Linked DNA regions of Homo sapiens: all the other regions are linked to region 4. Evidence: chromatin loops called from intact Hi-C (ENCODE). Cell type or tissue: heart right ventricle. All regions are shown on one strand. Links, peaks and the distances in the headings refer to the core of each region. The heading gives the core; the rest is flanking DNA.

Region 1 (4,544 bases), core at 138-4,137, 190 kb after region 4:
TGATATAGTTTAGATGTCCCGTCCAAATCTCATGTTGGAGGTGGGGCCCACGTTGGAGGTGGGGCCTGGTGGTAGGTGTTTGAGTGTTTGGGTCATGGGGGCACATCCCTCATGGCTTGGTGCTGTCCTCACAATAGTGAGTTCTTGTGAGATCTGGTTATGCAAGTGTGTGGCACCTCCCTATCACTCCCTCTTTTGCTCTTGCTATGTGATGTGTCTGCTCCCACTTTGCCCTCTGCCATGATTGAAAGCCACCTGAGGCCACCCCAGAAGCTGTGCAGATGCCAGCACCATACTTCCTGTACAGTCTGCAGAACCATAAGTCAATTAAACCTCTTTTCTTTATCAATTACCCAATCTCAGGTATTTCTTTATATCGATGCCAAAACAGCCCAACACATAATCTTTGCCATAGTCCCTACTACTTCCTGTTTTATTACAGCCAGTCTGCTGGACTCACTTAAGTTACTGTCTGGTTCCCAGAGGCATTTGAATTTGACTACCCCTGTTTTAAAGAAGTATTACAGAGCATATAGTTGATTTATCAGTCTGCAGCTATCAGATTGATCCTGTTCACAAATAGTTCTAAAGAAGAAAATCCATAGTATTTTGCAAGCCATTCAAACACTAAACCTTTCTCTTCTATCCAGAAAATTTTCCCCTCACTATAAATAGGCCAATAAGAGCAATGTAGGCTTAGAACTAAATGGCATCTTATAGCTCATCTGGTCCAACCACCTTATATAACATTTGAGAAAACTACAGGCCTAGATTGTGAAGATGCCCAATAGCTAACAGGGACGAGAACCAGCTTCCCACTGGAAAGCTTCCTGGAACTTCTCATTCTTTCCAAATTAGGCATAGAAAATAGCTGCTTATTTTACTTTGTGAAAGCATTTTAGGCTTGGACTCAAGGGCAGGAAGTGTTTTTTTCTCTTGTTTTAGATTCTCAGGAAACTTATTTTCCTAACCTTAATTACCATGAAGATTATCTGTTGAACCCTCTATTCATTTCCTGGGGCTTCCATAACCAAGTACTACAAACCAGTTAACTTAAAACGATGGAAATTCATTCTCTCACAGTTCTGAGGGCTAGAATTCTGAAATCAAGGGGTCAGCAAGGCCATGCTCCCTTCCAAGTCTCTCAGGGAGGACCCTACTTTGTCTCCCCCTGGTTTCTGCTGGCTCCTAGCCACCTTTGGCATTCCTCAATTTGTAGTTGCATCACTCCAATCTCTGCCTTTATCTTCACATAGTCTTCTTCCTTGTGGCTCCACGTTTCTGTATCCTACTCTCTGTCTCTTATAAAGACATCAGTTGGCCAGGTGCAGTGGCTCATGCCTGTAATCCCAGCACGATGGGAGGTTGAGGCAGGTGGATCACCTGAGGTCAGGAGTTCGATACGAGCCTAGCCAACATGGTGAAACCCTGTCTCTACTAAAAATACAAAAATTAGCCAGGCATGGTAGCAAGCGCCTGTAATCCCAGCTACTTGGGAGGCTGAGGCAGGAGAATTGCTTGAACCCAGGAGGTGGATGTTGCAGTGAGCTGAGATTGCACCATTGCACTCCAGCCTGGGGGACAAGAGTGAGACTTTGTCTCAAAAAAAAAAAAAAGACGTTAGTCATTGGGTTTAGGGTCCACCCTGACCCAGTATGACCTCTGAGATGCTGAGATGGTTAATTTTATATGTCAAACTTGCCTGGGCTTACGGATGCCCAGATAACTGGTAAAATACGATTCTGTGTGTGTCTGTGAGGGTGTTTCCAGAAGGGACTAACATTTGCATTGGTGAACTGAATAAAGCAGATGGCCCTCCCCAACGTGGGTGGGCATGATCCAGCAGAACAAATTGGGGAGGAAAGGTAAATCCACTCTCCTGATTGGGCTGAGACATCCATCTTCTGCCCTAAGACATTGGCCCTTCTGGTTCTTGGGCTTTCAGATTTGGACTGAAACTTTATTAGTCCATTCTCATCTTGCTATAAAGACCTAAGACGGGGTAATTTATAAAGAAAGGAGGCTTAATTGACTGACAGTTCCACAAGCTATACAGGAAGCATAGCTGGGGAAGCCTCAGAAAACTTACAATCATGGCAGAAGGGGAAAGGGAAGCAGGCACGTCTTACACGGCCAGAGAAGGAGGAAGAGAGCAAAGCGGGAGGTGCTACACACTTTTAAACAACCAGATTGCGTGAGAATTCACTCACTATCTTGAGAACAGCAAGTGGAGAGTGTGCCTCCATCATTCAATCACCTCACACCAGGCCCTTCCTCCAACACTGGGAATTACAATTCAACATGAGATTTGGGTGGGGACACAGCCAAACCACATCAGGGACTGGCACCATTGCCCTTCATTCTCAGGTCTTCAGCTTTGGGCTGAATTACACCACCAACTTCCCTGGTTCTCTAACTTGCAGATCATGGGACTCCTTGGCCTCCATAACTGCATGAGCCAATTCCTATACTAAATCTCTTCATATATGCACGTATATATATACAGCTGGCCGTCTATGTCCATGGATTCTGCATCCATGGATTCAACCAACCACAGATCAAAAATATTTGAGAAAAAAATGCATCTGTACTGAACATGTATAGACTTTTGTTTCCTGTCCTTATTCCCTAAATAAAACAACTATTTATGTAGCATTTACATTGTATTAGGTATTATAAGTAATCCAAAGATGATTTAAAGTATACAGGAGGATGTGCATAGGGAAGATGGCAAATACTATGCCATTTTATATCAGGGACTTGAGCAACTGCAGATTTTGGTATCCAAGGGAGATCCTGGAACCAATCCCACACAGATACCAAGAGATGACTATATATATAGAATTGGTTCTGTTTCTCTAGTTTTTTGTTCCACTACACACAGATGAGTAATTGGAAAGGGAAGAGTATATTAACAGCCTTTTCAGATCATGGTGAAGATTCTGCTGTAGATTATACCAAAACTTGACAAGTTGTAGTTTCTTAAAGGAAAATTGCCAGCTGGGCACGGTGGCTCACACCTGTAATCCCAGCACTTTGGGAGGCCAAGGTGGGCAGATTACCTGAGGTCAGGAGTTTGAGACTAGCCTGACCAACATGGAGAAACCCCATCTCTACTAAAAATACAAAATTAGCTGGGTGTGGTGGCACATGGCTGTAATCCCAGCTACTCAGGAGGCTGAGGCAGGAGAATTGCTTGGAACCAGGAGGCGGATGTTGTGGTGAGCTGAGATTGTGCCATTGCACTCCAGCCTGGGCAACAAGAGGGAAACTCCCTCTCCAAAAAAAAAAAAAAAAAAAAAAAAAAGGTAAATTGCCATATGAAATCTGAAAACATCAATGAATGTTTCATACTCAATTACTTTTTCAAATTTTGTAACATTATGCACTGGTCATTTGGAAAATATTGTTTTAATGAGTTGTGCAGACCTTCCAGATGTTGACACATTTCAATATATAATATAAAAATATCACCTTCCAAAATATCACCACCAATTTCATTCTAATTTCCTTTGAAAGCTTGAATTTTATCATTGGCATCAAATATTATCTTCCTTGACACGATTAACTCATATTGTCATATTGTTTTCCTTCACTGGAAAAACTCATTTCATTTTCTGAGACCATTTCTATCAAATACCCAAACTTGAATAACTATAATTTGTCTGTCAGTTTTTATTTCAAGCAAAAATAATGTTCTGTGAAAAAAAACCAAACAGCTAATTTAGCTGGCAACTCAAACAATCGCATAAGTGCTTTTCTGCAAGACAACCATCATAGCCTATGCAGGAGAAATGCTTTATGTGGGCCAGGCGTGGTGGCTCACGCCTGTAATCCCAGCACTTTGGGAGGCCGAGGTGGGCGGATCATAAGGTCAGGAGATCGAGACCATCCTGGCCAACATGGTGAAACCCTGTCTCTACTAAAAATACAAAAATTAGCTGGGCATGGTGGTGCACACCTGTAGTCCCAGCTACTTGGGAGGCTGATGCAGGAGAATCGCCTGAACCTGGGAGGTGGAGGTCACAGTGAGCCAAGATCGCACCACTACACTCCAGCCTGGGTGACAGAGTGAGACTCCATCTCAAAAAAAAAAAAACAGAAAGAAAGAAAGAAATGCTTTATGTGTACTTTCCAAATCAAGGGTTGAGATGTAACAAAATTAACTTTTACTGCACCAAGGGCATCTCAGTAAAATGCTTTCTTGTATTCTGTGGTTGTGAGGAATACAGTGACTACAGTTTGGTGTCAGGATTTGTGCTGAGCCACCAGCAGTTTTTCCCGCCATCGCTTTTCCAACATCAGTGCAAATGACTATGCAGTAAAAAAGGCAAATAATATCTTGAAATAATTATATATGTATATTTCATTAGATATAGATATTCCCCACTGAATATATAAAATTTTGAAAATAACTTTGACCTTGAAAACTTATGAAAGTGTCTCAGGGACCCCTAGGTATCTTTACACTTGGAGAACTACTACTCCAGATGAACAGAAAGATAGGACAATGACTATCTGAAATTTAGCTCCTTTCTTTGGGA
Region 2 (4,544 bases), core at 238-4,237, 65 kb before region 4:
CACTCCTAAAAGTTTTCTCATGTCCCTCTATAATTCCTTCTTCCCATCACCCCCATCTCCAGGCAAACACGGATCTGCCTTCTGTCATTATGTGTTGGTTTCATTTCCTAGAATTTCACATAAATGGAGTTCTACAGCATTCTCTTTTGTCTGGCAACTTGCACTCCGCATAATTATTTTTAGATTTGTCCATGTTGAAGTGCATATTAATACTTTGTCCCTTTTTAATGTAGGACAGTATTTCATTTTGCAGATATGCCATAGTTTGTTTATGCATTCACTTGTCGACAGACATTTGTTTCGTCGGCTATTACAAATAAAGCTGCCGGGAACATTCATTTACAAGTCTTTGCATGGACATGGGCTTTCTTTTCTCTTTATTAAACACCTAGAAGTGAAATGGCTAGACTATATGGTAGATGTATGTTTAACGTGTTAAGTGACTACCAAATCATTTTCCAAAGTGTTTGTCCCATTTTATGATTCTATCAGCAGTGTATGAGAGTTCCGTTTCTTCCATATCTATGCCAACATTGTCTTCAGTCTTCTTTATTTTAACCAATTTTATTGTGGTAAGAACACTTAACATGAGATCTACACAATACAGTATTGTTAAGTATAGGTACAATGTTACAGATCCCTAGAAATTACTCATCTTGCATAAATGAAAGCATACCTGTTGAACAGCAACTCCTCATTTCCCCCTTCCCCCAGTAGTGGTTCCCTCCTGGCAACCACTATTCTCCGTTTCTATGAGTTTGACTATATTAGATACCTCAAATAAGTGGAATCATGTAGTATTTGTCTTTCTGTGACTGGCAAGCATTCTAATTTGAGTAGAGTGGTATTGCATTGTGATTTTAATTTACATTTCTCTAGTGAGTGATGTTGAGTGTCTTTTTAAGTATTTATTTGCCATCCATGTATCTTCTTAGCTGAAGTGTCTGTCCAAATCTTTGCCCATTTAAAAAATTGGGTTATTTTTGTTAAGCTTTGAGAATTATTTGTATATATATATGTATACAAGTCCTTTACAAGATATGATTTGCAAATATTTTTTCCTAGTCAGTGGTTTGTCTTTTAATTTTCTAAACAGTGTCTTTCAAATAGCAGAAGTTTTAAATTTTGATGACATCCAGCTTATCAATTTATTCTTTTATGGATCATGCTTTTAGTATGGTGCCATTTTAAAGAAGTCTTTGCCTAAGCTAAGCAAATAATTCATCTATGTTTTCTTCCAGACGTTCCATAGTTTTAGGTTTTCCATTTGGGTCTATGATCCATGTTGAATTAATTTTTGTGTATGATATGGGGTATGCCTTAAATTCTTGTGTATGTCTGCATGTGTGTATGCACATGTGTGCTTGTGCGTATGGAGAGTCAGTTGTTTTAGCATCACTTGTTGAAGAAACTATCCTTTCTCCATTGAACTGCCTTTGCACCTTTGTCAAAAGGTTTCCACATGGGTGTAAATCTATTTCTGAACTTTCTCCTGTTTTATTGATCTATTTGTCTACCTTTTCACTAATACCCACTGTCAATTTCTATAGCTTTAGGATGTCTTAAAATCAGGGAGTGTAATTATTCCAGCTGCATTCTTTTTCAAAATTATTTTGGCTCTTCTAAGGTCTTCACATTTCTTTATAAATTTTAGAATCAGCTTGTCAATTTCTATTTTTAAAAATATGTTTGGATTTTGATTGGAAGTCATTTTGATCGGGAGTGATTGAGCTTTCCAGGGGGATGTGTTCATGGGAGGAAACACATTTTTATATGTGAACAACTGGCATTTTAAGACCCATACAGCATTTAAAAAATTTTCCACAGCCTTGCTCCGAAGTTTATTGAAAACCCATCTGTGAAAAATAGTGTTATTTGATGCCAAAGGATACAAGGAAAAATAAAATGTTCTAATTCTGGTCCTTATTTCCTATGATTTCACCTTTTTTTTTTTTTTCAATGTCATTCCAGAGAGAGGAAAGACAGTTATCTCAGGCAGTCTTTTACCCCTGGGAAAAGACCACAGACACATGGGAGGGTTTGTGCTGCCTTGAGTGAAAAGAGTCTGTTTTGTTATGCTCTCCTTCCCCCAGCTGGCTGGAGGCTCATCCACCAAGCTTTAGACTATTATGCTGTGTAGGATTTTCTACCATTATCTGGTACAGGAGGCAGAAATCAAACCCCTATAAGGCTTGCAAGTTCCTGGACCCGGGAGATCAGCTCAGTGACTGGGCTTTCTCATGCGTGGTAGGAGAGTGGATGCTGGGGGTAGCCAGGATGAGGATGGCTCTGGTGAGCTGACAAGCAAAGCTACAAATCTGGAATTTTGTGAAACCTCTCAATTTTTAAATGCTCTTTCTGTAGTTTTTTGAACTGGACAGGCCAAATGAAACACATCTACGGGCCAAATTCAGTCCATTGCTACCACTGTGCAGCCTCTGATGGATGGGCTCTTTTATTTGCTTTTAGGGTCAGCTCTTTCATCAGCTCCCTAAAGTTTTGGTTTTTTGTTGTTGTTGTTGTTGTTTGAGATGGAGCCTCGCTGTGTCACCCAGGCTGGAGTGCAATGGCATGATCTTGGCTCACTGCAATGTCTGCCTCCCAGGTTCAAGCAATTCTCATGCCTCAGGCTCCTGAGTAGCTGGGATTACAGGTGCCCGCCACCACACCTGGCTGATTTTTTGTATTTTAGTAGAGAGGGGTTTTCACCATGTTGGCAGGGTGGTCCTGAACTCCTGACCTCAGGCAATCCGCCCACCTCGGCCTCCCAAAGTGCTAGGATTACAGGCATCAGCCACCACGCCCGGCGGTTATTTCAACAGTTGCTTATGGAGCACTCCTGATGTGCCAGGAAATGCTGGGTGCACAGGAAATTGACCAGTGGTGGGGAGAGCCTGCCACGGGTTCTAGAGGCTCCTGCTTCAATGTGGAGCTCAGGCGTGGCAGAGAGAGGCATCCCAGTGCCACCACCTACTCTCACCTGAATCTGCCCCTTCCTCGAATCTTCGCTGTCACTTATTTCAGGCCCTCCAAGAAGAGGATGGCTGATTTACGCTTGGAAGGCTCCCAGAAAGCTTCTTCGAAGAGATGACATGTGAGCTAATTATTGAATGTAGAGTAAGAATTAGCCAGCTGAATCTGCTCTAGAACAGTGTTGGTCAAACCTTGCTACCTGTTAGTGGAACATGAAATCAATTTAAAATAAAAGAAGGTAGCAGGTAGTGAAGGTAAGTATTTTTTGTTTTGTTAAACTTTTTTTCAGTCTCTCTCACACACACATGCACCTGCTTCTTTTAAAGGAAACTTTTAAAAGAAAATTTTGGTTAAACATATATAAAAACAGAATCTGGAAAACTGTTTGATTTTGAGAATGTTAACAAGGAGATTAAAAGAATATTTATTAAGGATAAGCCTATGTTATTTCTGCAGTCCTTTATAAATATGCCCCTTCACCTGCTTATTTGCAACACTAAGTAGGTACTGAACTAAGTAGGTACTGAATACTTGCTAGGATAATCATCTGCAAATCACTCTATTACTGACTGAGCTCCACAGTAATCATGAGACTAAGCAAGTGACTTTAATTCTCTTGACTTTATCTCCTTCATTGAAATAAGTGAGTTGGTCTAGAAAAGGTCGTGTTGAAGCCTAAGTTTCACAGAGATGCTTTAGACAATCTCCAAACAATTTACAGAAATAGCTAAATTTGCCCATTTCTGTATCGTTAGCACCTAAAATGTACTTGGCAATATAGCAGGCCTCAATTAATATTTGCTAAATCAATATGTCTGTCTTCAGGGTGCCATTGTATTTTATGTGAGATTGGGCATATTTGAATTCACTAATAAAATTCTTCACTGAATTCTCACTTTAGGCACAAAATTTGAAACATTGCCAGGCACATTAACCTGTGCCTGGAGTCCCAGCTAATCAGGAGGCTGAGGCAGGAGGGTCACCTGAGTCTAGGACTTCTGGGCTGTAGTGCACTATGCAGATGGGTGTCTGCACTAAGTTCGGCATCAATATGGTGACCTCCTGGGAGCAGGGTCCACCAGGTTGCCTAAGGAGGAGTGGACCACCCCAGGCCAGAAAAGGAGCAGGTCAAAACTCCTGTGCTGATCAGTAGTGGGATTGTACCTGTGAACAGCCACTGCACTCTGGCCTGGGCAACATAGCAAGACCATGTCTCTGAAGAATGAAATTTTTTAATAATTTTTTTTATTTGAAATATTGCAAATCCTAGAAAATTAAAAACATATCAAGAATCACACAATTTCAAAGCCAAATGGGATTCCCATCTGTGAATCTGCATGGCAGCACCTCCTGTGCTTCGTCAGGTTAGTTTTGCATTATGTGCAGCTGCACGGGGAATGCAGCTGCTACCCAAAATGCAACTGCTCCACAAGTGTTTTAAATTACTCTCTTAAACGATACTTCTTGGGATCTGCTTCCTACCAGACATTGTGCTAGGGGCTAGCTGTGAACAAGAAAGATACAGCTCTCATCTTCCTTTAACTCTTAGTTCACTGCGGTATATGCCACAT
Region 3 (4,544 bases), core at 228-4,227, 120 kb before region 4:
TCTAGGTTGAAGAGTGTGTGTATTTAAAATTTTTTTGAAGACTGTGTGTATTTAAAATTTTGATAGATATTGGGGAATTGTCCTCCAGAAAGGCAGTACCATTTTCATTGTATCCGCAGGGTATGTGAATGCCTGTTTCCTAAGGCTTTTTCTTTTTAAAGAGGACTTGAAGCCAGAGAAGAGGAGACAAAGAGCAGAGTGGGTACTAAAAGTAAGTGGCGGCCAAGAGAAACAGAAACACAGGTTCACACAAAAACTTGTGCATAGCAGCATTATTTATAGCAGCCAAACAGTGGAAACAGCCCACTGTTCATCCAGTACTGAATGGATAAACAAAATGGGGCATATACATACAATGGAGTATTATTCAGTAATAAAGACTACAGTGTGGATAACCTTTGAAAGCATGCTGCTAAGTGAAGTAAGCCAGTCATAAGATACCATGCATACTTATGTGAAATATCCATGTAGGCAAATCCATAGAGACAGAAAGAAGATAGTGGTTGCTTAGAGCGGGAGGTGGGGATGATTTGGGAAATGACTCCTGATACGTAAAGGGTTTCTTTCTGGCATGATGGGAATGTTCTAAAATTAGATTGTGGTGATGGTTGCACAACTCTGAATATATTAAAAACCACTGAATTGCATACTTTAAATGGGTGAATTTTACAATATGTGAATTTTATGTCATTAAAACTATTTAAAAAATAAGTGGTGGCAGAATGCATGGTATAGGATGGAAAGGATGAGGATATGGTCATTCTCACGGGCCTGTGGGTTGGGCAGGAAGACAGTGCCATAGCCAGCGAGCCAGGCAAGGTGGGGGAAGGTGTTCTGCCAGGCTATGCTGAGCCAGGTATTCAGGTGGCTGATGACAATCAGCTCTAGGGGTGGATGGTGGAGTTTTTTCCCCTAACAGAATAGAGACAAGAGGCAGTTGATGCCATGCCCTAGGCAGGGTCAGAACTGAGGTTAGTACACTGAATTTCTTACTCGTTGTTCTTGTTCAGTCCTTCGAATACACAGAAGATACTGTTCTCCTGGAAGGCAGTAATAGTTTCCTTTGCTGACCTAGAAATGCCTGCTGTGCTCCAGCATTTGGAAAAGGAAGGTCAGAGAGAGGAAGCTGAGCTCAGCTGCTGAGTCAAGGAAAAGAGAAGGAAGACCTAGGGGTCACCAACGAAGATGAGGCCCTCATTTGTGAATAAGTGTAGTCAGTTTTAAATTTAGCAATTAAGCTCTTTCTATATAGTGGAAGTGACTGTTCTTTTGGAATGTGTTTGCTAGTAAATATCATAAGAATGTTTAAAAGGAAGTTATGATTTTAAGTGACCTCTGAGTTGTGCTGATGGATAAAATTTAGCTCAACGGAATGAGGGTTAATCTCACGGTATACTCGGAAAGTTAAAGGGAAATCAACACACTTTTTCACCAAAGCCCGTTTTTCCTGGTGCTTGCGGCTGTTTGAACTTGCTCTTTGCTTCTCATTCCCCATCATCGTGGCTCCGTGGCATACATTAAATCAAACCATGACCTCCATACATTAAATCAAACCATGACCTCCGAATCTTCTTAGTTATTTTCAGGTACAAGGTTTTCAGCTTCAGAAAGGACAGAGGTCTCCATGGTTCCATTTTGAAGATTTTTGGGTGGCTACTGCTTGTTTACCAGCAGTTTGGTATAGAAGCCCAAGACAGTCCATGTGTGGTTCAGTATTGACCTAATAGCAGAATAAATTTGGACCAAACAGAAGTCCTTTTCTTTGTCACTGTGTTTGATTAACTATCCTGGATATGCTTTATTCTCTAAAAACTTCATTTTTGAAAATACCATGGTTATTAAACAACTAGTCTTTGTGCGTGATTAGGACATAAACAGGAATCTCACCCACTTTTAAACCTTTCCAAGAAATAACTTTTCCACTGATTTTATTTTGAATTGTTAAAAAACTTTTAGCAGGGAGAGAAAATTTGGTTGATGATTCAGAGCGCGAGGGAAAGGAAGCAAGGGATTCTGGCACATGCGCACGAGTTGAATGACAACTGGTGGATATTTTTATATTTATTGCTATTCTTAGCCTAAGGCCTGGAGCTGAGTAGGGAGTAACTAAGCTTAGCCATACTTATTAGACTTAGAGATTTTACTTTGTTTATGTCAATGTCAAGGCCTTTGGGAAAACTTTGGTATGCTTAGCTGATTTCTTGAAATACAATCTTTCTCTCATGCAATTTCCTCTCATTCAGTACGTGAAGAATAAAATGTTGACAGGTTAAACTGCAAGACAATCTAAGTTGCTGTTTATTTTTGTCTGTTAGCCAAATCTTAACTCACTATTCATAGCCACACAGGGTGTTTTTTTTTGGTTGGTTTTTTTTTTTTTTTGGTTTCAGTTTGTTTCTCCTAAATACATTTTAAAGATAATTAGTTATTGCCTGTATTAGAATTTCTTTTTGTGTTCTTGTGTTAGGATTCTGGAAGTAGCAATGAATTCACAGGAGAACTCAACAATGTAAGAGCAAGATGTTTCCACCACTTACTGAGTTGAGGGTATAAGATTTTATCCTTTGCCAGCCCCTTTAGAAATTGTGACTGTGAACTGCCATGATTTAACTTCAAAACACAGCCTGTTCTCTTGTCAGTGGAGCCAAAGCGTTATGCCTGAACAACGATTATAGGTTAGTATAGACAAGTGAAAAAGAGTTTTATTTTGCTGGATTCTGATACTACACATACTTAGGTTCAGCTAAATATCAAAATCGCCACAGCCAAGATGTAGTCATTGATGAGGACTTTAATTCTACCCAATGTCTGATCAATGTTTCATTCCATAGAAACATAGATGTTTCAATCCAGAAAAGCCTTTCTATTTTTTAAACCACAGATTGAGGAGGCAATGAGATGGAAATACTACCCTGAACTTAGTTCTAACTATCTAGAAAAATTTTTTATTGAAGTAGAATTGACTAAAACCTTGGGCGGGAGTAACCATGATAGTATTGTTTGGTAACTTCAAAAGAAAGAAAAGTTGGACATAACCAAATAGTAGTGGTGATTTTAGGAAAATATATTTCAAAGGAAAAAAACATAGATTTTTCAATATATAGAGGGATTTTTCAACATATAGAGACTTGAAAAGAGTACAAAAAAATAAAAAGAAGAAAGGAAATAGAGAAATAAAAAGAAAGTTTCTGACAGCAAAATCATCTTTTGAGGGAATGAGGAAAAAGAAAGAACCTTTTTTTTTTTTTTTTGAGACAGAGTCTCACTCTGTCACCCAGGCTGGAGTGCAGTGGTGCAATCTCGGCCCACTGCAACCTCCACCTCCTGGGTTCAAGCGATTCTCCTGGCTTAGCCTCTGGAGTAGCTGGGACTACAGGTGCCCACCACCATGTCTGGCTAATTTTTGTATTTTTTGGTAGAGAGAGTTTCACCATGTTGGCCAGGCTGGTCTCGAACTCCTGACCTCAGGTGATCTGCCCGCCTTAGTCTCCCAAAGTGCTGGGATTACAGGCATGAGCCACCGCGCCTGGCCCAGGAACCATTTTAAGATCAAGGAATTTTTGATGGGCTTGGATATTAAGAGAACATGTATAGAAGATTGAAAGACAAGCACATGATCAGGGACAAATTCAGAAGAGTGGCGTAAACCGGTAAGAAAATATCTGCAAAGCACAAGTTCATACTGAGCTGAAGCTGAAGAGAATGTTAAAGACAACAAGAAAGCTCTCTTTAAAGCTATGTTCATAACAAGAAAAACAAGTAAAGGCTAAGCTCGTTGCTTGGGGCAGATGGAATAATGTTAAAATATGACGAAAAACAGACCTACTCAACTATTTGGCTTCTCTTTCTCTATTAAAGACAATGATGTTCAAACTGGAATGTGTAACATAAACATAGTTAAGGATAAACTGAAGCATGCACGATAGATAATGATAATAATAGTTGTGACTACAATTTCCTGAGTTTCTATTCAGGACTGAGTACTGTAAAAGAGAATTTAGTTGCTTTTTAAAGTACTTACTGGCAGGCGTGCGCGGTAGATATTACTGTTATCAATCCCATTTACAGATGAGAAAACCGAGGCACAGGAAGATTTAATGACAAACCTGAAGTTACACAGTCGGTAAATGATGGGCTGGGATTCAGATCAAGGTCTGACTAACTTCAAAGCCTGGCTCTTTTCACTGGACTCCCTGATTCCCATGCCTGTCACATCTAGTGTTTTCAACAGGATTGCATTTTTTTGGTTTAAATTATATTGTAAGGCACATAAACAAACACATGCCAGTAGATGTTATTGAAGAGCCACAGTGTGTAATTGCTGTGAAACAAGGAAAATGGAATATCAAAATGATAAACAACACATAAAGACGTTCTTGATTACCTTTTTTTTTTTTTTGAGACAGAGTCTCTTCCTTCTGTTGCCCAGGCTGGAGTGCAGTGGTGTGATCTTGGCTCACTGCAACCCCTGCCTCCTAGGTTCAAGTGATTCTCATATCTCAGCCTCAGCCTCCTGCATAGCTGGGATTACAGGCACATGCCAC
Region 4 (4,544 bases), core at 274-4,273:
GGTGGGAGATATACGTTGTGCACAAAGACCCCTGCTCTTCTGTCTCCAAATCCAGGGCTTCTTTGCTCACGCTGCTTTACCGAGCTCCTTCAAGGAGGCCCTGCAAAGCCAAAGTCAAGTGTGTGCTGATCGGCAGGTACACCCAATGTCTGTGAAACTGGATCTTGATTTTAAATTTCAATATTTTGATATTTTGTTCATCCTGGATTTTTGACACCAATTTTCACTTAAAAATATTGCATTAAAATATTATTTGATTATTGCGTTTATTTGGTGCCCCTAAATTTTGCACCACAGGCAGTGCCCCCACTGATCTCACCCCGATCCCAGCCCTGCGCCTGTCTGTACCAGTGTAAGGATTACGTTGTGATTGCAACTGTGACGTAAGCATGTGAGAGCGTTTTACCACAGTGCCGAGTCTGCCTGCCTTTTCTGACCCTTCTTTGTTCCTTTGTTTGGTTCGGAGTGTCACTCCCCTAATCTCCCTTCAAGGAACCCTGTCTGACTGGAATGATCTAGTAGGAGTGGGTGGGCACGTTGGGTGCCAGGACAGTGATGCCTGGCCTTGGAAGGGGGGCCCTTGCTGTTAGCTGGTGGGCGCTCTCAGTGCTTTGGGCAAGTGAACATAATGAAGCCTTGTTTCTGGAAGGGATCATTCGGGAATAAACTTTCATGGATACCTTCTTGCTCACCCCATCTGCTCTCCCGTGCTCCCCCTCCAGCCCTGTTGGCCACTAGGGAAATAGAAGGAACAGCTTGATCAAGGTTTTTCCTAGAAAAGCCTTTCCATGGGCCCATTATGGAAAACGAAGCTGTTTTTGTTTTCCTTGATTAATCACAGTGTCTTGTTTCCCAAAGCAAATGTGGCCTTGGCTCTTCCGAAAGAACACAGGCTGTGCTGTAAAGAAGGGCTGCAGCCGCCTGGTGCTTGACAAGGTCCCCAAGACGGGAAGGGACACATGTAGCCCTGTCCTCCAGGACTCGGCTCTTCCTTTTTTACCTTCCAGGGAGCTCAGGTTACCAGTTTCCTTTGTGTTTTTCTGCCAGTGTGAACAGGAGAAATATTAGCCTTTAGAGATTTCTTTACAGTTCCTTGAAAGCTGGAGGGGTGAAATCAGCCAGAGAATTATATAACAGCAAAGCTCATTTAAAGCAACAGTGTCTTTCTATAGGGCTGTGGTGGTTCCTTACCAGTTTTTGTTACTAACTATAAAGAAAAGGATGCTAATTTTGTGAATAAAATAGAGGGGCATTCCCTTCCCTCATTACTTTCTGTTTGTTCATTGGACGGACACAATTCCTAGGGTGTTGATTTAAAAAAAAAAAATTGAAGCCTCTTTCAAGGAAGACTAGGGGAAATCATGTACATTAACCTCAGGCAGACACGGCATACTTATTCTTGTTAGAAGTCAGAAGAAAAAAAATAAAGAGAAAAGCTTTCTAAAGCATTTGTTTGTTTTAATTTAAGAGTCACGGGGAATTTTATAAATACTCGGCTAAATTCTTCAAAGGGAGCCATGTTCTTTAAATTTAAGCACTAGGCTGGGCGCAGTGGCTCATGCCTGTAATCCCAACACTTTGGGAGGCTGAGATGGGCCGATCACCTGAGGTCAGGAGTTCAGGACCAGCCTGGCCAACATGATGAAATCCTGTCTCTACTAACAATACAAAAATTAGCCAGGCGCGGTAGCATGTGCCTGTAATCCGAGCTACTCTGGAGGCTGAGGCAGGAGAATCACCTGAACCTGGGAGGCAGAGGTAGCAGTGAACCACACCACTGCACTCCAGCCTGGGCGACAGAGCAAGACTCCATCTCAAAAAAGAAAAAAAAAAAAATAAGCACTAGATCATCTATTCCTACGTTGTTTGACCTAGAGCTTAAATACATCTCAAAGTGCACCACACACATTAGCTCAGCTGATCGCCATACTCCCTTGATTTGACCTTCTCTTTCTTCTCATTTTAGAGATGAGGAAACTGAGGCCAAAGGATTCTGTTACTTGCCTGGCTTCACAGCTCACCTGGAGATTCTGAACTGGCATCTTCCTCTCTCTGCCATCACCCCAGACCCTACCCTCTTTCCTCTACACCAGTGGTTCTCAATCAAGGGCGATTTTGCCTTCCAGGGGACATTTGACAATGTCTGGAGGCGTTTTTGGTTGTCACAATTCTGTGTATGTGTGTGGGTGGGCGGGGGGCAGGGGATTATGTTGGCATCTAGTGAGTAGATAACAGAGATGCTGCTAAACCTACAATGCTCAGATGGCCCCTAACAAAGAAGTATGTTGTCCAAAATGTCAATGGTGCAGAGGGTGAGAAGCCCTGGTCTATACAGAGCTCAGCAGTCCAGAGCAATTGCAACCTCTGGGAGTTGCCAAGAGCTCCTCTGCCCAGCAACAGGCTTGGCCTCTCTCCTGTGGCTGCCACAAGAGTTAAAGCCACTGTCTGGAATGCCCTTTGGCAGTGGCCAAGTGTCCCCTGCAGAACTGACTGCGGGACATGCGGTGCATCAGCCGGAGCTGATGTGTTTTGTAATTTATAGTCACAGGGCGCCTGTCTTCATTTAGCAGTAGGCCTGCTGGCAGCTTCCCTGCCAGGGAGGAAGCAAGTTCCACAGAGGCCCACAGCCCCCGCCAGCTGCCGGCCCGTGGTATTTGGGGACGGCTGTTGCTCAGAGACACCTGGGAATAGGCCGGGGCCGAGATGGCGCTGAGCACTCGGTCTCCCCTTCAGACCCATCCATCAGCAGCGGTCCCTGCCAGAAGATGGCCTATTGAACATTTCCAGAAATAGCACAGCCAAGCCCGTCAACTGCTTTCTTGGAAATACATTCAATAAGGATGGCGGTCCTCCAGCAGGGAGAGCAGAAAGCCTGGCCTGGATCAGTCTGCTGAGAAACAGCAATGCCTGGCTACAGGCCATGTCGGTGCCTTGGGAAAGGGGAGCGGTTCTCATGGGACTTCCCAAGCCCTGCAGCCTCTGAAGTCACTTCAAAATGTTCTCAGTATGGAGGGAGAGAGTCACACCTTGCAGAAGGCCTTAGGCCCTGCCGACTTCTTCTAACTCAGTGACCTGCACATCTTGCTGTGTTCGTTCAGACACCCCGCAGACAGGAAGGCGATTCAGGCTTGGAGGCAAGGTATTAACTGTCAGCAGAGAGAGACCTCTGCATCATCTGGGGAACGTTTATTGCAGTCCCTCCTCTTGTGAGCTTCACTCCCAAGTAGAACCAAAGGAGCATCAGCAGGGGGAGTATTTTCTTCCCCAATCCTTCGGTCATTCCTGAGGTACAGGAAATACAAGGCAAAGATGTCATATTGAAAGAAAAGCTTATAATTTCTACTCCTCCCCTCCCCACTTCCCACAGAATTAACTTTCCCTTAACTTCCCTAACAGGGGCCTGACATTGCGGTTTGAATTCAGCCACCCTGGGAATCTGCACCCTGAGCTTTCTCCAATTTCTGGGATGGCACAGTGATGGCAGGGCTTAAGAGTGCCTCAAGAAGGCCAGCTGCCTTTAAAAACAAGCTCCTGGAAGATGTAGGTGTCACATAAAAGCAAGAGACCAAAAACTCTCTGCAATTTGGGGTGTTCAGGAAATGTTGATTGATCACATTTTTTAAATTATAAGAGACTGCTGGACATGGTGGCTCACTCCTGTAATCCCAGCACTTCAGGAGGCCCAAGTGAGAGGATTGCTTGAGCCCAAAAGTTCAAGACCAGCCTGGGCAACATGGCAAAACCTCACCTCTACAAAAAATCTAAAAATTAGCCAGGTGTGGTGGTGCACACCTATAATCCCAGCTACTTGGGAGGCTGTGTGGGAGGATTCCTTGAGCCCAGGAGACTGAGGCTGCAGTGAGCCATGATAGTGCCACTGCACTCCAGCCTGGGTTTACAGCAAGACCCTGTCTCAAAAAAAAAGTGTAAGACAGTTACCAGGTTCATCATAAAAAATTCGTGGGACCTGGTTTTATTTGCAAGAGCCACTGACTCTCAGGACAAACAAGATTTGAAGCCCACACTGAGCTATAGGTGGAGGCAGGGCTGTGAGAATACAATACAGGATGCCCAGTTAAATTTAAATTTCAGGTAAGCAATAATATTTTTTGTATAATTGTATTCCAAATATTATTATTATTTATCTGAAATTCAGATTTAATGGGCATCAGGTGTTTTGTTCAATCTGTTCACTCCATTTGGGGTATAAATTGATCTAGTTTTTAAACTGATAACAGGGAACACTGACACATATTCAATACATATGAAAGACGATACCAGTTAAGAGAAGAAGAAGGAGATTAGCAATGAAGAGGGAAAGCGAGAGAAATACCAGGAAGAAAAGGAGATGGGCATAGCGAAGGAGAAAAAGTTCCAAATGAAAGAGAAACAGGAAGTGCTGAGGAGAGAGAAGAAAACAGGAATGTTTCTGAAGGACCAAAAATGTTTGATAAATTATGACTGTTACACAGAGAGCCATCTCCCTGGGAAATGCTGTTGAGTTGGCTAACCACTGTTCCTGGATCTGCAGCTCTTTGTTCTGT
Region 5 (4,544 bases), core at 212-4,211, 85 kb after region 4:
CTTGATAGTGCAGTGGCAAACTCACTCATTTCCTGCTCCAAAAGACATGGCCTTGTCCAACTAGTCAAGCTGTAGACAGCAAGTGCTCTTGGACTTCAGAGAAGATCTCTACATTGAACTTGGAGGATGATGATGACATTTAGACAGATGGAGATGGGAGAAGAGGACCCAGACAATGAGAAGAGAAGAGGCTGGAGAGCTCTGTGCATGGCAGAGGATAGCATATGAACCTCTGGTGACCAGAGGGTCTTGCAGGTACGGACTTGGGGATTTTCCCTTGAAAAATGTGAATTCACTTGAATTGATATTTTATCATAGAATTGTAGAACCAGAAAGGAATTTTAAATCCCCTTATTTGAAGAAACTGGAGCTCAGAGAAACTAAATACTGGGTCCAAATTCACCCAGTTAGTTGGTGAGAGAGAGAGAGAGACTATAAACCAAGGTTATCTGACCCCAAATCTAGACTTTAGAGCTCTTTTACCCACTACCAAACCACCTCTTAATTAGTTTAGTTATATTTCTTCTTCTTCTTTTTTGTTTTTTTTTTTTTTTTTTGAGACAGAGTTTTGCTCTTGTTGCCCAGGCTGGAGTGCAGTGGCGTGATCTCAGCTCACAGCAACCTTCACTTCCTGGGTTCAAGCAATTCTCCTACCTCATCATCCCAAGTGGCTGGGATTACAGGCATGTGCCACCACACCCAGCTAATTTTTTTATTTTTAGTACAGATGGGGTTTCTCCATGTTGGCCCGGCTGGTCTTGAATTCCTGACCTCAGGTGATCCGCCCACCTTGGCCTCCCAAAGTGCTGGGATTACAGGCGTGAGCCACCGCGCCCGGCTCTTTCTTCTAATACGATGCTGAGATAATGAAGTGAGAGAAATTGGGGATTCATTGTGGGTGGAGGGGGTGGGTGAGAAGGGAGCACAAGAGGAAAGAGAAGAGGAGACCCAGGAGGAAGTGGGGAGGTGGGAAACATGTGTCTCTAACCTTCAGCTTCTTCCAACCCTCTTTGCCTTCTGAACAGAGCCTAAAATGCATTCACACAAAAACATAAATCACCCAAAAGCCAGAAACAAAACATCATGCTCAAGTAGCCTGTTATCAGGAGGGGCCTGGAGTGGAACACTATGTTGCAAGAACCAGCACTTCTGAAACCCAAGTTCCAATTCCAGTCTGCCACTGACTCATATTATAGCCTTGGGGAAAACATGCAGCCAATGGAACCACATAGAACATTCTAAAGGAATAATTCTGAAGATACTTGAAGACTGTCGCCATCATCCAGCCCTCCTCCCAAGGCTTCAGGTCTTCAGGCTAAATACCTTCCATTCTTTATCAGTTCTTTAATTTCTAATTTACCCCGATTGCCCTCTTCTGGATAAGTAGCAATCTGTCAATGTCTCTTTTCAAGGCACTATGAATGGGACATAGATTCCAGCTGGGTGGGTATATCAGTCCAATTCTCTCCTTGCCATGCACTCTAGACTTGTATTAATGGAGATTGAGTGCGGGGCCTCTTTGGCACTTTGTCTTACCAGTACTTTCCTCCCATGTGGATGCAGATCCACTCAGTTACACACGCATCCATCCAACAAGGCTATCATCTACTACAGACTCCTCCATTTTCTCCAGAAACAAATTCAGAAAGACTTTGTTAAATGCCTGGTGGAAATTCAGATATGTTATGTGCACAGACATATCTTGATTTACCTGTCTGCAGTCACAATCAAAACAAAAAATTGTATTTGGTCTTTCTGAGCTTATGTTGCCTCCTGCTGGTTGCCATCTCTTGTTCCAAATGCTCATGAATCTTTCTGGTCTACGACCTGGCTCAGGTCACCTCCATGCTTACCAATCTCTCATTGTCAGGACCCACCTGCTTTCTCTAAAAAAAAAGGAAAAAAAAAAAACTTCTTCCTTACTTTTGGTTGTCTCTAGTTTTCCAGCATCCCCTCCATTTTTCTGATTACTGAGAGGATTACATAGAGCAGTTCAATCATCTCATTGCAAAATGCCTGATTATCCTGGCATGTAATTTTTATTTATTTATTTTAGAGATGGAGTCTTACTCTGTCACCCAGGCTGGAGTGCAGTGGTGTAATCATAGCTTACTGCAGCCTCTAACTTCTGGGCTCAAGAGATCCTCCTGCTTCAGCCTCCTGAGTAGCTGGGAACATAATGGGTGCTACCACACCTGGCCCTGGCATGTAATTTTGTAACATCTTTCTTATAAAAGACACTTCTGGTAGAATTTAGGTTATAGGTGAAGATGCAACATAATTTTTTTTTTTTTTTTTTTTTTTTTGAGATGGAGTCTCGCTCCGTCACCAGGCTGGAGTGCAGTGGTGCGATCTCAGCTCACTGCAACCTCCACTTCCCGGGTTCAAGCAATTCTCCTGTCAGGCTGGAGTGCAGTGGTGCGATCTCAGCTCACTGCAACCTCCACTTCCTGGGTTCAAGCAATTCTCCTGCCTCAGCCTCCCGAGTAGCTGGGATTACAGGCACGTGCCACCACGCCCAGCTAATTTTTGTATTTTTAGTAGAGACGGGTTTCACCATGTTGGTCAGGCTGGTCTCGATCTCGTGACCGCGTGCTCCATCCGCCTCGGCCTCCCAGAGTGCTGGGATTACAGGCGTGAGCCACCGCACCTGGCCTTTTTTTTTTTTTTTTTCTGAGACGGAGTCTTGCTCTGTCGCCAGGCTAGAGTGCAGTGGCGCAATCTCAGCTCACTGCAACCTCCGCCTCCTGGGTTCAAGTGATTCTCCTGCCTCAGCCTCCCGAGTAGCTGGAACTACAGGTGTGTGCCACCATGCCAAGCTAATTTTTATATTTTTAGTAGAGATGGGGTTTCACCATGTTGGCCAGGATGCTCTCGATCTCTTGACCTCATGATCCACCCGCCTTGGCCTCCCAAAGTGCTGGGATTATAGGCATGAGCCACTGCACCTGGCCCTAATGTAATTTTTTAATACCTTTCTTATAAAAGTCACTCCTGGTAGAAATTAGGATATAGGTGAGGCTGTAACTAAGACTTGTGATAATAGAGAATTGGCACAGAGAGAGGATCTCTCTGATGCCCACACCTCTGTAACAGCCCACGTGTAAGCAGTCCTGGGCTCCTATGGCAGCATCAGTGACCAGGATCCTTTGATCTTGCTGTTCCATCTCTAGAGAGTTGCTTTTGCCCATATGGTTCAAGATGGCTCAGCAGCATCATTTCATAAGCCTCCTTGGCAGTGGAAAGGGGAAAAAGGGAGGAGGAAGGCGCAACCCTGAACTTGCATATGTTGCTTCTATTTATATCCTATAGGCAAGAACTTACACACAGGCACTGAGCCGAAAGGAAGACTGGAAATGCAATCTTTATTCTGAGAAGTAATATGCTCAGCTAAAAGTCTGCAGTTCTGGTTCTATGGGAAAAGAGAAGACAGATATTAAAGAAAATTAGCAGTCTCTGCCACACTTCAACTTCCTCTGTAAATCTCTTACATTCCGCATTTTCCCATATCTGAAACTGTAGAGTCACTTCTACTTTTCCTAATTCTTTTTTAGTTACTCACAAAATCCTATTTATTTTATTCTTTTAATCAATTCTATTTTACCTCCTAAAATATTTTTATCCATCCGTTTCTTCCTATATTCACAATGATCGACATCCAGATACAGACACTCATCAGTCTTTGGTTTTGCCAGCCCCAACCCAGAGTCCACACTGGTCATCTTCCACCTGCTGGGGGCTTAGCAGGAAAGGATAGAGGATAGCTCTCCCCTCTGGCAAGTGGCATGGGACATAGTTTTCTGCTGCTCTCAATACCGATGCCTATTTGGCATTGGACTGGGGATGGGGAACCAACATTCTTCCTTCTTAGCCCCCTGTCAGGAGGTATAAGAAATCACTGCTTCTGCCACTGCGACATCCTTCCCAGGTCCAGCTAATTCCTACTGACATTAGTTCAGCCTCACTCCCCAGAGAACAGTGCTCCTCTAGCTTATGTCATCTTTTTCCCCATCTTTTGGGTGCTGTGTTTAGCCATTTTGTCATTTAACAAGACAATAAGAGCCTTTTAACTTGTGTCTCTGGAAACATCTTGTCCTCCTCTCAATCATCCTGTGCAGAGACAAATTAATCTCCTTAAAATAATGATCTCATTTTTAAAAACTCTCCTACTTAAAAATTTCTAAAGGGTGGGCCATTTGTCACAGCAGTGGTAGCAATAAGCAAATGCATGTTGCCTTGCTCAAGGTCATTTCACTAATTGATCAAGATACTCTTTCCAGCTCAATGCAGATGAAGCTTTAGAATCCTTTCCCACAGTTGGCACTACCAACCGATTAGAATTGGCATGGAAGATAGATCTTGTTTATCACCCTTAGCCTATAAAATTTTTTCCAAAAGTTAGGCTTTTGACAGTGCTCTATCTCTGAACGCTTTTTGTGTGTTTCAAACCTTGTTTATCAATATATGCAGGGTCTATTTCCTCAAATAAACCACACATTCTTTATTCTGGTTTTCTTTTCCCCTTAAATGTCTGGGTTCTGCTC
Region 6 (4,544 bases), core at 316-4,315, 80 kb before region 4:
ATCAGTGATTGCCAGGCCTTCGGGGAAGGGAGTAAGGGATGAGTTGATGAAGCATAGGGGACTTTTAGGGCAGTGAAACTCTTCTATAGTATCTAGAATACTATATTACTCTATCAATCATAGAATGATACTAGAGAACATACTGTAGTGATGGACACATGTCGTTGTGTATTTGACAAACCCTTCTTTGTGTTGTACACGAAGAAGGAACCCTAATGTCAGCTATGGACTTTAGTTAGTAAGTCTTCTAAAAAGCTTAAACAAGGCAATGTGTATAAACTAACTGACTAACTGGCATAAATAAATAGTGGACTTCAAAAAAAATTCATAATCCTAGCACTTTGGGAGGCCGAGGTGGGTGGATCAACTGAGGTCAGAAGTTCAAGACCAGCCTGGCCAACTTGGCAAAACCCCATCTCTACTAAAAAAATACAAAAAAAAAAAAAAATTGTATTCTAAGTTCCAGGAATGTCATTTAGACATAGTTTCTTTTGGGGCTAGATGTATCAATTTTCATTAAAGGTGATATTATTATTTAAAAATCCAGCTGGTTGCTAAATGAGAATTAGCTACCCTTTATAACCAGGGATTGTTTCAAAGAAATGTAGTTATTTTCTCCCCTGTGGCCTATCTTGTGCAAAGTTAGTAATAGTTTGTTGCCAAATCCAAGGAAAGCAAACTCTGGCTCAGGCATGAGATTTATTTTTCTCACCATGATTTACAACTGGTGTAAAATTCAGGTCTGGACTTGGTTAGTTATAATGCTATCGCAATATACCGCATCTTGAGTTGATTTTGCCATATCCTGTATTGTTATGTAAAATGCTAACTTTAATTGAGAATTGCCCCAGTAGAATATCCTTATTTGTCCTGCATGAAGTTTCTCCTCTTTTGTATCAATTTTTTGTATGGTTCAAATTAGTGCGGGAAGAAAAGGCAGGAAATACAAATTTAAGGGATATGTGTTATATCATAAAAGAATTGTATCACAAAGCATTAAGACAATGCACAGAAAACTTTGCCAATAGCTGATAGAGCAGAAGGGATTGTATAATTAAATAAGAACTAACACCTATTTTGTAACTGGAAATTGCATTGTCAGAGTCCCTTTCCTTTTATCACTAGATGCTAAGAATCTAGCCATGTAAAAACTCCCAAAACATCCAAATTCAAAAAAACTGGAATCTAACGTGGTAATGCAGTTGTCAAGAACACGCAATAGTCTTTGGGCTTTTACAAAGCACTGAAAACTAAATGTTGCATTTGTGCCCTTATCTTCCACAACTTCTTTCTTGGCAGCTTTTCTTGGCTCACTTCAGACACACAGAATTTCAAGTAATCAGGGAAAGTTGGGACAGAAACTTCCTCTGTCTTTCCATGGCCTTTTCTTTTTCCTTTACGGATCTGTGATCCTATGCTTTCTCTCACATTCACATTATATGTGTCAGTTGGAGAAATCTTGATGCCCAGTTTCATTTGTTTCTTCTGTCCCACCTGTAACTAATTTAGGTTGAGTTCTCCGGCTCATGTATCAGAGTGTGTATGACAAATTATCTCAAAGCCCAGAGGGCCTCGGTGGTCCAAGTCCCAGCAACAAGGGACACCTGCTGTCATGACATGGGCTTGACCTGGGTTCTGTGGACATTAAGGAACCACTGTCCTGAGAGGGGGGTATGGAGCTAAGCTAGGGGAGGGAGCAGGATGAGCTTAGAGCTGCCGAGGAAACGGAAAGAGTCTATAGGCTTTAAAAAAGAGGAGAGAAAGAAAGAAGAATAAAAGATGTTTCTGGAGACTCTGAGAATAGTTAAGAGTCCAGGGCCAGCCAGAATCACCCTTTCCCCCAGCTACCGAGAGTGCCACAGAGCAGAAATTGACTTGGAAGATATTGCTCCTAGACCAAAAGTCCAAATTAAGGGGTATAGGCAGTTAAGGGCAAGTGAGGGCAGTAGAGATGGTTGTCCGAGTCCAGTGGCCATGAGAGGTTTCTCAGCTGCCTGCCAATTCTCTTCTGGGACAATGCCAGCCATAAAGTACAAGCCATGCTTTGGTGTGGGCTGTAGACATATTGTTTTCCCATAACTACTGTCATTCAAACAGGATCTAGTTTCTTGGCATGAGCAAATTGTTCCCGCTGAATACACACACTATGTCCGCTATGGGGCAAGGCAAAGCGAATCCTCCAAGGAACTGGATGGATTTTTCATTCTGAGATAAGCAGTTTTTTTGTGGGGGCGGGGGAGGTGGAGAGGAGCCAGCTTCACTCTCTGTTCATGCGAGTTTTGAATGAAATGAGTAAAGTTCATGTTCCCCCCAGAGTACACAAGGTTCAAGTGGGATTACCCAGTGGGAATCCAGCCCGATTGTAATTTAACTTGTTCGAGGGATCTAAATATTTAATCTGCCTTCATCACGAATCCTAGAATCCTATGTAAGCAGCAAAGGCCGAGGGTCTGAAAGTAAACACTGCAGTTAGAATCAGAAGTGTTGCAACTAGCACAACTGCTGCTGTGACGTCCTACAAACTTTGGAGAGTGCCAGAGGAAGCTAGCCTGAGAGCACAGAACTGGCAGTCACGAGGCCTGCATTCTCCAGCTTCGCCTGCCACCAACTCTCTGAGCCTCCAGGCCTCCTTTGTCAAGTAAGGACACAAGCAAAGCATCTCAGAAGACAAGTCATTTTCATAACTGGAAATGAGACAGAGCCAACAAGGATGCGTGAAACCAGCCACATAAATTGTGAAACCTATGTGATCATGTATATGTACAATGTTTTCTTAAAAAAAATTACCATTCCTAGATCTAATATCAATTTTTTGTATGATTTTGCCCCACATTTTGCTCAAATTATGCAGTGTTTGAAAGAGATTCTCTGCAGAGGTTGGAATCACCCCCTTGGGTGCTGGTAGCAATCTGTGAAGGTAGCTTTTTAGATGTCACAATGATTGGGGGTGGGGTGCTGGTGACATTGGATGGGCAGGTGCAGAACTGCTAAACAATGCTCTGGGCAATCCCACAAAGCGACCACCTGGCCCATATCTGGCATGACTTTCATGTCCCGCCGGACATTCAAGGAATCCGACTATGTTTTCTATATAAACATATAGTATTTTTCACATCTGAAAATATACACTGAATTTTCCAGGACTGTGTATAAATAGAGGTAAGATTGTACTTTATTTTGCTCAGAACTTTACCAAGAGTTATTAATAATCTCCAAAAAATCAAATTATAGCAAACACTAATGATGTTTGAGTCACTAAGCAACACACCTATATCTGTCTGCATTGTGATATCACATTCGTGGTTATTCTACAGGTACAAGAATCTGAGCCTCCCTTGTCCTTTAGTGCAATCAAGCAGAGTATCCACATACTGAAATACACAACATTTTCTGTAAGCTATTTTCTTTTCATTTCTCCTTTGTATTACAGTTTTCATGTTATATTAATTTAAAAACATGGGCAGGTTATATGATCTATGGATTTTATACCAGATTAGTAGAGTACTATAAAATGTTTGTTATAAAAAGTGTGTTTTATTTGATTGGGTTGAAAACTTCTGGGCCAGGTAATCCTAAAGTCTCTTAGCTTTTAAATTTTGTGAGCCTGTGAGATTATTTAGCCAAATGCCTTCATTTTTACTGGTGAGTAAACTGAAGCCCATTCAGTCTTTCATGCATTGTATTGCATTCAGAAATTGCTGTGATCATTGGGAGGGGAGAATGAAACTACCAAGCAAAAGAATATGATTTTAGTTTATTCTCTCCTTTCTTTTCCAGGATTACAAAGGCCCAGGAATAGCTAGTTAGCTTGCCCTGGTGTCACTGCTCACTCCTGTGAAGAATAAGGATAAACCATGAGGATAGTAGTGGTAATGGTGAAACAGAAAGAACACAGAAAGCTGATTCTAGAGTAGGGCTATCTAATAGAAATATCATGCAAGCCACCAATTGGAGCCACATATGTGGTTTACATTTGGAAGTAGCTACATTTTAAAAAGTAAAAAGAATATGTAACATTAATTTGAATGATATATTTTATTTAACCCAGTATATTCAAAGTATTATTATTTCAACATGAAAGGAATAGATTATTATTTTTTAAAGGCTTAATTTTATTTATTTATTTACTTATTTACTTATTTTTTGAGATGGAGTCTTGCTCTGTCGCCCAGGCTGGAGTGCAGTGGTGCGATCTCAGCTCACTGCAGCCTCCGCCTCTGTGGTTCAAGCAATTCTCCTGCCTCAGCCTCCCAAGTAGCTGGGATTACAGGCGTGTGCCGTGATGCCTGGCTAATTTTTTTTTTTTTTTGGATTTTTGGTAGAGGCAGGGTTTCACCATGTTCGTCAGGCTGGTCTCAAACTCCTGACCTCAAGTCATCTGCCTGCCTCAGCCTCCCAAAGTGCTGGAATTACAGGCGTGAGCCACCATACCCTGCCAGAAAACAATTATTAATGAGATATTTTATGCTTCTTTTATACTAAGCCTTCAAAATCTGGTGTGCACTTCACATTTAGAGCACACTTCAATTCAGACACAGATCATT
Region 7 (4,544 bases), core at 349-4,348, 180 kb after region 4:
CAATCTGGGTGAGCGCCCAGGGGACAGCCTGTTCTGGTTGAAGCAGGACCTGAAGTTCTTACGGCACATTGACTCAGCAGGACTCAGATGCTTCCACAAGCCAGATGGGCAGTGGGGGTTTCCATATCCTCAGCCTGCAATCTCTTTAGCCCAGATAATAGGCCCACCAGCTGGTCATCCACTCCCGAAGTTTTCAGCTGGGCATTTCTCCATCCATTTAAAAGTACAGTAAGCTTTATAGATACATAGATGCTCCAGAACCATTTGGAATAAATTGAGCATGTGGCAGAGGAAGAGGGCAGGGGATTTCCAAGAACGACCAGCAGCACTTGGAGATTTGTTTCTTAAAAAACACGACTCCTTTTCTTCTCTGATCCTGTGGTCTATTGTGAAATGACCAGAGATTTCTCCCAAGGATCTTGAGAGAGAGAGAGAGAGAGACAGAGAGAGAGAGAGAGAGAGAGAACCAAGTGCTATCGGCAAAGAGGCCATACTTGGATGCCATGATCATCAGACATTTCTCTGGCCCCTAGAATGAGTTGGAACAGAGATGCGGCGTGCAAAAGCCTGAGCCTGGAGCCCGGGGTGATTTTAGAAAAGCAACACTCCCTCACCTGGGAGACACAGAAACCTTGAGAAAAGTGTGGAGCATGTGCTTGTGCTGAGGTGATCTATATATCTGGGGCCCAAGGTACCTGCATGGACAGCTAGTTAACATTCTTATTTTTGCCATTATTACTTTTGTTTTCCTAACTCCCCCGGACTCACTCTGCCCACCCCCACCAATGTTGTCTCCCCATCTGAAATGCCCTCCCTCAAAGCTCCCCTCCTCCACGCTGTCTTTCCTGACCAGAGTTCTCACTGACCTCCCGCTGCTCAGGGCGCTCCTAACAGTCATCTACCCACGTTATTCTGTGCGTATGAATCTGACATTCCCAATATGATTGTGCGTCAGGCGCCAAGCCTGGGCACCCTTCGTTATTCCACCTCACTACCCAGCCAAAGCGGGTGTCTGCTAAATGCCTGCTGACTCGTTGGCAGTGGGCTGGGACATAGAAATAATCTTTAAAAACTGAATTGGGTAATACAATAGACTTTGTGAAAAACAGATATACCTGAATGATGAGAAACAAGTTTGGCAAAACAAGACAGTAGAATTATTCCATCATTCTGCATCTAAAAAAAGTTAGAGGGAGAGAGAAAAATGAAAAGTTCCCAGTGACATCAGCTTTGGCAGTCCCTAATGGAAAGTGGCCTTGCCAGAGCCCTGCTCCCTCGCTCAATTGGGAACGCTTTTCATTAATGCTATTAACCTGGCCCCACAGTCAGAGGCACAGCCTGCTGGGCCAAATGTGCTCGGTTCCAATTGCTGAATCATCTCCATCTCTTTTGCCCTTCCTAATACCTTCAAGAACTAGGAGAAGCAAAGGAGGGCAGCAAAGAATTAGAAGAAGCACCAAGCACTATCAACATTAGCAAATCAGTACTAGGAAGTAGCTTGGCCGCTTCCTTCCATTTCCTTCCAACCCTGGGAACTCTTTCCATTAAAAACATTTCTCCACCACATCCATGTTTTAGACTTCTCACTGTATCAGCCCAAAGGAAAACTCAGCTCTCCATCCCCAACCACATACCATGAGCGATTTCCTTCTAAGGGAGGAAAGTCACCCTTTGCAGTTTACAGCTTAATTGCTTGACATCAATCAAGAAACCCTAGTAACATCCTGGGAATTCTGGGACCTTCTGAAAGCAGCCTGGAAGATCAGAAGTCTTTCCAGCTGCCCCCTAGACTCAGCATGATTAAAAGGTGCGGAAGGACCCCCAGATGGGAGATGTGGAGAAAAACACCAAGAAGGAAGTGAAAGTCAGACATAACCAAGAAGGAGGCAAATTTAATCTTCTCTGAGCTGGAAAATTAAAGCCAAGAGAATTCTATTATTAGGAACCTCTGTTCCGAAGGCTGGGTGGGGGCGGGATGCAAAAAAGGCTGCACTGCCCTCTATTGGGACCTAACAGCACTCAGCTAAGGGCTCTTCATTCATGATCTCAGTTAGTCATTGCACAACTTTTGGGAGCTATTAGTAATGGAAAAAAGACCAGAGAAATCAAGTAACTTGCTCTAGCTCATGCAACTAGGAAATGGCACAAGCAAGGATACTAAACCAGGGACAAATGGCTTTCCCAGTTTATTTTCTTGCCATTCATCTTTATAGCCAAGCTTTTCCTCCTTGGACCCAGAACATGGCATGTTGTAAGCGTTTGCCAGCAGTTCTCTCTGGCATGATGGGTCTCAAAGCTAGCTGCCTATTAGAACTACCTGGAGACATGCTCTAACCTGCCAAGTGTTCAAGCCCCACCTCCAGTGATTCTGATTTTAATTGATCTTATGTAGATCCTAGCTTAAGTAGGTTTTAAAAGTTCTCCAGGTGATTCTAACATATAGCCAGTGCTAAGAATTCCTGTTCTAGCTGCAGAAGATATAGAGGCAAAACACATGGCCCCTTCCAAACCTGGGACTTGTATTTAATAGAATTTAATACGTTTAGAGGGCTTCACTAAAGAAAAATCACTTTTGAAGGCTGTAGGCTTTCTAGTGGAATGTTAGTTCTGCTTTATGGTATGGTAGGCTGAATAATAGTCCCCCAAAGAGCTTCACGTCTCAATCCTTTGGAACCTATAAATAGATTACTTTACACAGAAAAAGAGACTTTGCAGATGTAATTACATTAAAGATCTTGAGTTGAGGAGATTATCCTAGATTATCTGGATGGCCCAGATATAATCACAAGGGTCCTTCGAAGAGAGGCAGGGGAGTCAGAGTTAGAGAAGATGTGATGATGGAAGTGGAGGTTGGAATGGTGTGAGGAAGGAATACAAAAAATGCAGTGGCCTCTAGAAGCTGAAAAAGGGAGAGGAAACATCCTCCTTTAGATCCTTCAGAAAGAACAGTCCTGCACAGGCTTGACTTTAGCCCATTGAGACTGATTTTGAACTTCTGACCTCCAGAATCATAAGAATAAATTTGCATTGTTATGAGCCACTAAATTTGTGTTATTTGTTACAGCAGCAAGGGGAACTAATACAGATGTGGTGCAGCTCGCTTCAGCCATCTGAGGCTTGGGTTCCTCACCTCTAAAATGGATACTCATACCTACTTCAATAGGACTAAATTCAATAATTATAAGGAATTCTTGTGGCTGGCACACAGTAAGTGTTCAATAAACGGCACCTACTATTACACTATTACACCTACTACTACTACAGCTACTATTACACTCATCCATAGAGGAACCTGGGATTCTCATCTCCTGAGAATCCCAGGTTCCTCATGCAGCTCTGAGTCAAAACAGGTGGGGCACAAAGTGGAAAAAATATAATAAGATGTGAGAAGAAAGAGGCTTTTAGTTGTGCCCAAATACATTTCTACAGGACAAGGGATCAAGGTGAATGGAAAATAAATTAGCAAGAGAGCAGTGGCAGCAGAATTTCTCAGCCAGCTGGCCTCTGGGGGATGTTTGCACACGCTGGTTCTGAACATGCTATCAGATTCCTGGCACTATTGGGTCCACTTCCCAGGAACTCAGCCCCTTATTGTAAGAATTCACAAAGAGAAAGAGAAAAGGAATTAGAATCATCATAATACCTAAAGGACCCAGAAATATACAAGTTCCCCTGTCCAAATACAGCTAGCCAGTCAATTTCTGAGCAGTTGGACAATTTCAGGTTCTTAAGCTCTCACAAGAATAAAACATTGTTTTCTATCTATGTAGTGTTGGTTGGATTGATAGTATTAATGGACATTCTACCATGTATGAGACTTATGACCTTAGGCAAATTACTCTGTTCTTCAGCTTCTTCACCTGTAAAACAGGGACAAGGGTAACACCTAGTTGTAGGGTTGTCATGAAGATTAAATGATTTATACATGCAAAGGGCATAGTAAAGTGCCTGGCACACAGTCAAGTGCTCGGTAAGTTAGCTATTAACATTCCCAGCAGGGTTATTTTTATTTTGGAAAAAGACATGAGGCTAGGTGAAGGAAGCCACCGACTTAGAATACTTTTCATGAAGAACAGTATTTTTGTTGTTGTTGTTGAGACAGGTTCTCACTCTGTCACCCAGGCAGGATGGGGTGCAGTCACGCAATCATAGCCCACTGCAGCCTCAAACTCCTGGGCTCAAGCAATCCTCCCACTTCAGCCTCCTGAGTAGCTGGGACTAAGACACAATCCACCACACCCAGGTAATTTTTTTATTCTTTGTACAGACAGGGTCTCACCATATTACCCAGGCTGGTCTTGAATTCATGGCCTCAACTGATCCTCCTGCCTTGGCCTCCCAAAGTTCTGAGATTACAGGTGTGATCCACCGTGCCTGGCAGAAAGACAGTAATTTTTAATGTCCTTTTATTGTTTTATGTAGTTTTGTTTTTAAAGGAGCTTCAAGAGAAAGAAGTCCAAAATAGGAGCCAGATACAGGCACGTATTCACTCAGCCAATATTTATTGACTGTCAATTATATACCAGGAACTTTTCTAGGAACTG

Evidence for each region. A loop is a pair of places that touch in the nucleus more often than their neighbours do. Peaks named below come from ENCODE experiments on the same cell type or tissue, not always from the same donor. Only the 100,000 strongest peaks of a DNase experiment are listed, where the experiment ranks them.
Region 1: a loop joins it to region 4, with 2.6 times the contacts of the local background. A loop is called at or near these places in 23 of 110 quality-filtered maps.
Region 2: a loop joins it to region 4, with 3 times the contacts of the local background. A loop is called at or near these places in 29 of 110 quality-filtered maps.
Region 3: it touches region 4 in a loop (3-fold over the local background); 31 of 110 quality-filtered maps call a loop at or near these places.
Region 5: a loop joins it to region 4, with 2.1 times the contacts of the local background. A loop is called at or near these places in 8 of 110 quality-filtered maps.
Region 6: it touches region 4 in a loop (4-fold over the local background); 27 of 110 quality-filtered maps call a loop at or near these places.
Region 7: it touches region 4 in a loop (10-fold over the local background); 19 of 110 quality-filtered maps call a loop at or near these places.

The regions. Positions count from the first base shown.
Region 1 is chr12:94,083,245-94,087,788 of GRCh38, forward strand. No RefSeq gene overlaps it. Among named protein-coding and RNA genes, the nearest start is that of PLXNC1, 63 kb to the right of the region's middle. In heart right ventricle, for the core only: no CTCF peak of the experiment used is centred there; no DNase peak of the experiment used is centred there.
Region 2 is chr12:93,827,183-93,831,726 of GRCh38, forward strand. The region is part of intron 2 of CRADD (CARD and death domain containing adaptor protein); the gene reads left to right. It also overlaps the pseudogene RN7SL630P. Among named protein-coding and RNA genes, the nearest start is that of CRADD-AS1, 92 kb to the left of the region's middle. In heart right ventricle, for the core only: a CTCF peak has its summit at 2,087 (motif pointing left); a DNase peak (open chromatin) is centred at 2,123; H3K27ac peaks cover 2,438 bases.
Region 3 is chr12:93,776,357-93,780,900 of GRCh38, forward strand. The region is part of intron 2 of CRADD (CARD and death domain containing adaptor protein); the gene reads left to right. Among named protein-coding and RNA genes, the nearest start is that of CRADD-AS1, 41 kb to the left of the region's middle. In heart right ventricle, for the core only: no CTCF peak of the experiment used is centred there; DNase peaks (open chromatin) are centred at 965 and 2,019; H3K27ac peaks cover 4,000 bases.
Region 4 is chr12:93,892,084-93,896,627 of GRCh38, forward strand. LOC105369911 (a long non-coding RNA gene) reads right to left here. Exons shown (of 3, transcript NR_135017.1): 3 at 2,882-3,282. It also overlaps a transcript of CRADD not described here. Among named protein-coding and RNA genes, the nearest start is that of CRADD-AS1, 160 kb to the left of the region's middle. In heart right ventricle, for the core only: CTCF peaks have their summits at 2,619 and 2,847; DNase peaks (open chromatin) are centred at 728, 906, 2,157 and 2,748; H3K4me3 peaks cover 1,087 bases; H3K27ac peaks cover 4,000 bases.
Region 5 is chr12:93,977,621-93,982,164 of GRCh38, forward strand. The region is part of intron 2 of LOC105369912 (a long non-coding RNA gene); the gene reads right to left. Among named protein-coding and RNA genes, the nearest start is that of PLXNC1, 170 kb to the right of the region's middle. RefSeq lists a silencer at 1,613-1,907. In heart right ventricle, for the core only: a CTCF peak has its summit at 1,770 (motif pointing left); no DNase peak of the experiment used is centred there.
Region 6 is chr12:93,812,090-93,816,633 of GRCh38, forward strand. All of the region lies in intron 2 of CRADD (CARD and death domain containing adaptor protein), which reads left to right. Among named protein-coding and RNA genes, the nearest start is that of CRADD-AS1, 77 kb to the left of the region's middle. In heart right ventricle, for the core only: a CTCF peak has its summit at 1,946; DNase peaks (open chromatin) are centred at 2,222 and 2,502; H3K4me3 peaks cover 1,802 bases; H3K27ac peaks cover 3,726 bases.
Region 7 is chr12:94,073,480-94,078,023 of GRCh38, forward strand. No RefSeq gene overlaps it. Among named protein-coding and RNA genes, the nearest start is that of PLXNC1, 73 kb to the right of the region's middle. In heart right ventricle, for the core only: a CTCF peak has its summit at 2,028 (motif pointing left); DNase peaks (open chromatin) are centred at 1,012, 1,302 and 1,972; H3K4me3 peaks cover 777 bases; H3K27ac peaks cover 2,637 bases.